2 separate regions of the Homo sapiens genome follow, and region 2 is linked to region 1. The links are chromatin loops, found by intact Hi-C in ENCODE. Cell type or tissue: gastrocnemius medialis. All regions are shown on one strand. Links, peaks and the distances in the headings refer to the core of each region. The heading gives the core; the rest is flanking DNA.

Region 1 (2,924 bases), core at 234-2,733:
TAGCCTCATTTTGTTTTTGTTTGGTTGGTTTTATACTATATTAACTTTTATTACGGTGATCCTTTTGTGCCATGTTCAAAAGAAGTTCATTCCTGTCTAAAGTGGGAAAGTTGCATTTAATGTTAGGGGTATTTAATGTATTTTTGTAAATAGTTTAACACTTTCTTTTTTTACGTAAACCTGAAATATATTTTAAATGTGGAATGATGTATATAAAATGTGCGAGGATCCTGGTATTGTAATATTAAAAAGAAGTTTCTATATGAACAAAGTTGGTCCTAATTTGATGGAACTGGAAAAATATGTTTGGAGGCATGTGTACAAAAATAAAGAGGAGCCATATTTTAATTTAGACACCACACAAGCCCATTTATTTGGGTGTTTCCTTACATGCCAATTGAAAGGAAATTTGGCTTTCCTTAGTCTGAATTAAACTGGATACTGTTCTCTCTCTCGTAGACCTCACACTTGTCATTGGAAGTGAATAGTGCCCAGAAGAAAAATGTCATTTTTCCTTTTATCAGCATCTTTTTCCGTCTGGTTTTACACTCCTATACCTGGAGATCTGGGTGAGATTTACTTACCCAAAGTTAACAATGGAATTTTCAATCTAGGAAAATATGGTTGCAAGAAATTACCACACCAAAACTGTGCTCATTTCCCAAAAAGATCTTCAGCGGATTTACCCACAAACGGCCTTCCCTCTTAGCCTTCCCAGGCCGCTCTTGTCCTGAAGTGTGGATCTGGAGTTCCCGGGGCTGCATCCGGCATCCTCAGGGCCGGATCTCGGGCCCCCTCCCCAGTTTTCTTGAACTAGACTGGTCCCTAGCAGACTGGAATATCCTCAAGGCCTCGTTTGGCTTGGGTTTGTTTTCCATATACGAAAGATAAAAGAAATGGGCAATCTGTCTCTGGAGGTGGGGTGGGCTGCTTTGAAGGGAGGGCGGCTTCAAGTGAGGGAAGGTTTCAATGGTTGAGGGCAAAAGACAACAACAACACACATGCAACCTCTTAGCCGAGCCAAACAGCAAAGCCCCAAAGAGGCTAGAAGCCCCAGGAGCTCCTCACCATGCGGATTTTACAACGTGTGCCAGGTTTGTTTATCCTGTAACCTCAGGAAGAAACGACCACCAAGAAACACAGTGGGAAGTGAGGCAGATGAGAGGAGGAAGCCATTTCTTTTGAATTGCGACTCCTCTCTTAGATTCTGTAAGTGGCACCTTCACTCCCTTCCCCCACCCCTGAACTTCTACCTTTCCTCCTCCTCCCCAACAGCTAGTCTTCAGTTAGCAGACGTGAAAATCAAATCGGATTCAGTATTTCCCAGCCCACCCTTTCCTTCCTAACCCTCCAAAGGCTGTACTTTCTTGTTGCGCACCTAAGTTCCAGATAGCACCACAGACAGTGCCCCCTGGAGGTACAGAGCTGTATCTTGCCCCTTTTTCCTCTCAGAAAGGAAAGCCTCTTCCTGGCGATAGTAGTCACTGCGTTTTCTGAGTATATGGGAAATTCAGATTTCTTCTGAAACAAATTTAAAAGGCAGAAAGGTTCATAGTGGAAGCTGACATTGACATACAATCTCTTTTAAAGGTTTGGGAGAGGTAGGTGGGAGATTTAGCTGAGCCTGTGTGGGGTTGGCTACCTAGATGGAATCCAGGCTGCCACTGTCTAGGGCTAGTCACTGCTCATTCTTAGTCCTGTTTCCTCCTGAGGTTGTGAAGATTCACTGAGATAACACATGTGAAGTGCTTAGCCAAAATGGCACAAAATAAACACTAGATGCCAGCTCTCTTCTTCATTAGTCAATTCAAAGACCCTTTTCTTCCATCAAAAGCCATAGTTTCTTCAGCCTTTCCTTGCTCTGGCTGGGGAAAATATTGACAACAATGAGAACAAAAGCAACATAAATGAGCCATTCTTAGTATTTAAATATTAACTCATAATCCTACAACAGATGAGAGAGGTACTGCGAAGATCCTTGGAACAGAGTTTCCTGCACTTGGTTAAGTACTGCATAGAGCCAGGATTCAGAGCCAGGCAATTATCAGTGGATTCAAGCCTGTGTTCTTAACCATCATGCTCTGTGAAACAGATGCCTTGGCACATTGTTAATTTCTTTCTTTCCTCCTTTTTTTTTTCTTTTTAAGGGGTGATGTGTCCCTGTTGCCCAGGCTTGAACTCCTGGATTCAAGTGATCCTCCAGCCTCAGCCTTTCAGGTAGCTGGGACTACAGGCCCATACCACTGAGCCCAGCTTGCCTTGGGAAATTAATAAGCAACATTTTATGGTCTGGGGAAAAATTTGGCTCTCCTTGGCGTTTGTTTTCTAAAAGCTCTCTCTCAAGAGTGGCTAGCTACCGAACTCCAAATTAGAGCAGTAACTTAAAAAAATAAGTGGTAAAGCATTTCAAATTATCCAACCAAAACATGTGTGAATATGTCTGGGTAGTGTCTATGCCCATTAATTATGCTTATTAGATGCCCATCATTTTCTCCCTGAGAATCAATAGGGATTTTCCCCAAATTGTATATATGCACACTTCTATTTTTAAAATTCAAATTTATTATGCAACACAAAATAATGTAACTGATTAGGTGAACTCATTTAATTTATAATTTAGCCTATACTTATAGTAAGATCTGTGTTATAAATGGCTCAACAGCAGAATGCTTTTATTAATTCGTGGACTTTACTTGTTGATGGATTTTATTCAGTCTTTGCAAGCCAAATCCTCTCTATCTCTCTTAGCTGGGTAACTTGAGAAATTGTTTGGAATAAGTTTGCCTATAGAAGTCTCTTCATTAAATAGAGCAAATATTTCCCAAAGACTTCATGTGACCTCCACTGCTACAGATGACATGTTAGGCTTTCCAGTGAAATCCTTGGTGTGTTTGCAATTAAAATGTTTTTGTTTGATATTAATG
Region 2 (2,924 bases), core at 247-2,746, 76 kb before region 1:
GTGCTGAATTTTCCAAGTGTATCTTTCCATTCTCAGCATCAGCATCCTACTTCCCTTATTATTTACAGGGCCTCGTTGGAAATCTTACTTCTGACCTCAAAATCTAGCTTCTTAAGGCAGATTGCCGAGTTAAAGGGACCTTACATTTGTAAAGTAAACTTTCTACCAATTTCCTAAATAGTTCAATAGACTATTTTTATTTCAACTGAAGAATGTAGTTCTGTATTCTAAATGCCATGCATTATGGTTCATCTTGACTCTCTTAAAGCATAATTTTAATAGATAATTTGAAAGGCTCTTGAAAAAGATATTTTCTCTATACCACATAACTATTTGCAGATTTAGCCAGAAGACAGTGAGAGAGTTATCATTCGAGGCACTTTGAATGCTATAATGTGTAAAATATGGGCCTTTCCCTAAGGAGTATGGACTGGCCACATTTATGTAATTTCCCTGCTCTAAAATCTTTTCTGACTTCTCATTTCTCTACAAGATGAACTCCTTGTGTGAGTAGGAAATGGTCCTCCTTATTCCCCACAACTTGCCTACTCACTAGCTAAAGAGATCTATTCTCACCTGAACATTCCTTGGGCTTTTATACATTCTGCTTTTGTTCAGTCACCCTGAAATGTGCTTCCTCCTCCTTCTCATCCTGGGACATCCAAGTCAAATTCTACTTCTTTACCTCCTCTAAATAATAATAACTATTTATGTAACTAATCAGGCACTGTCTTATGTGTTGTAATTTGAATCTTTTTTTCTCTTTTCATGTTTTTTCTGCATTGAAATCTTGCCTCTCAACTAAATTGTAATGTCTTTGAGGGTAGGGAACATGTTTTATACTTTCCATATCATCCTTGATGTCCAACTCTTAATAAATACTAAATATTTGAAATGTGAAAGATAGAATAGCTAAACATTACTTTGTAATATACCATACTGTGTCATGGAGAAATAAGCATTTAAAGGGTTTAAGATGAAAAGAATCTGATTTGATTCTCAGATTCATGTGGCTTTTATTTTTGAACCTAAGTTTTCTGATTGTAAAGATAATATCTACTCACAATATTTTTATAAAAATTCAATAAGATAATTTGAAAATAATTTTTAAGTATTTTCATGCATGTAAAAATATTTCATATATGTGAACACAATGGGGCATTATCTGTTAGCAATACTATTGATAGCATTGAACTATTTTCACTTTGGCATAGTTCCTTTATATGACAAATCAATGACATAGCTAGAGAGAAGAGAAACAAGATCACAACGTAAGTCTTCTTGGCTCTATATTTAAATGTACCAATGGCTCAGGCCTTCGTCAACTAATTCTTCTTAAATTTAGAACTTCATCCCAATAACTTATTAGAAAAAAAAGAAAGTAGAATAGGTTCTATGGAATTAAAACAAGAAAAAGAAGTCGAGTAGCTATAAATTTGCAACATATTCAGAGAGGTGATTTTAACAAGGAAATTATTTGACTAAATGTCTTTACTTAAAAAGAAAACTAAACCTAATTTTATATACTTTGTGTGAAACTCCCTTCTTGGACTTTACTCCGCTTGTTTTAGAATTCGACAGAAGCAGAAAGAAGGTGGCACATACTCTCCTCAGGATGCAGAAATTATTGACACTAAATTGAAGCTGGATCAGCTCATCACAGTGGCAGACCTGGAACTGAAGGACGAGAGATTAACGCGGTGAGCACACTCCTCTGGGTGAACTGTGGTCCAGAGGGCCTGGAGCCATGACCCTATTCTGACCTATGCTTGTTGGAAGTGTTTGTGGGGCTCTAATTTACACAGGTCACAGAGATCTTCTTTCAAAGAGTGACCTCCGTCTTCTACACACTTCTCACTGCTGTTCAGAGAATCACTTAATCTTCCTAATATTTTGAGTTAAATATGAACTTTGGACTATAATGTTCAATCAGGATTATTTTCCTGGGACAAATATTTTTCCACATTAAACCTTTGACATTATGTTTAATAATTCATTTCATATGATAGATTTTTACATTAAACTTTTCTGGAAGTGTCCACATTTTCAATCACAGGTTTAAATTAATTAAATTTATAACTACTTGATATTATTTATATCCATTTTTATAAAAGCTTTTTAATAACTATTTCAGTATAAAAGTACATAAAAGTCTAAGTTGTATATGATATCATTTTTACATTTCTTTGTATTTAAAAATTAAATATAAAGTAAAAAGTTACCTTCAGAGGGAAAAGTAAAAACATGTGTACTAAATATGTTTCATTGGTACCTATTGGAAATAGTAAAGTACATAATTTTAAAGAAAAAATAATTATAAATCCTTTTAAAAGCATTATCAATTATTCAAAATGTTGGCACATTATAAAAACTTGTCTATTAAGATAATTCATCAAATTCTTAATGAAAACTACCATCAGGCTATTTTAACGTTTGCATTTTTATAAGATTCAATAACATGTAATGCTTATAAGCACAAAGTAGTTGTTACCAAGTATTTGCTCAGCTCTGTTAAAATTAAAAAAATTATTATTAATTTTGAAAATATGGCATCAAATGTCTTGGACTCAAAAAGTTATTCATTTGTAGTTGTCACTTGTTAAAGTTGGTCTTTATCTAATAGATGGACTTTGCAAGTATATTTCCAGCATATCTAAAAATACCTAATATGTGCTATAGAGGGAAGTGTCATCTGATAAGCAAAGTCCTTCCAAATGCTACAAAATGAAGGTTATTCAATGTTATCACTAAATTGCAGGGAAATGTGTTTTCTTGGATATGACAGCTGACTTTTTAAACATTCAGATGTTGATCTTTGTGTTCTAATACAGTGGTCCTATCCACAAATGGATAGTACTCCAAAGATTTAAGTGTCAGATGATTGTAAGTTATCCAAGACATAGTTTTCTATATAAGAAATATTA

Evidence for each region. Peaks named below come from ENCODE experiments on the same cell type or tissue, not always from the same donor. Only the 100,000 strongest peaks of a DNase experiment are listed, where the experiment ranks them.
Region 2: a loop joins it to region 1, with 6 times the contacts of the local background. A loop is called at or near these places in 3 of 110 quality-filtered maps.

What each region holds. Positions count from the first base shown.
Region 1 is chr12:80,709,208-80,712,131 of GRCh38, forward strand. MYF6 (myogenic factor 6) reads left to right here. Exons shown (of 3, transcript NM_002469.3): 3 at 1-267. Among named protein-coding and RNA genes, the nearest start is that of MYF6, 3.0 kb to the left of the region's middle. In gastrocnemius medialis, for the core only: a CTCF peak has its summit at 1,409 (motif pointing left); a DNase peak (open chromatin) is centred at 1,384; H3K4me3 peaks cover 1,485 bases; H3K27ac peaks cover 2,500 bases.
Region 2 is chr12:80,633,374-80,636,297 of GRCh38, forward strand. It overlaps PTPRQ (protein tyrosine phosphatase receptor type Q), which reads left to right. Exons shown (of 45, transcript NM_001145026.2): 35 at 1,572-1,700. All of the region lies in intron 1 of LOC105369867 (a long non-coding RNA gene), which reads right to left. Among named protein-coding and RNA genes, the nearest start is that of MYF6, 73 kb to the right of the region's middle. In gastrocnemius medialis, for the core only: no CTCF peak of the experiment used is centred there; a DNase peak (open chromatin) is centred at 1,708; H3K27ac peaks cover 1,541 bases.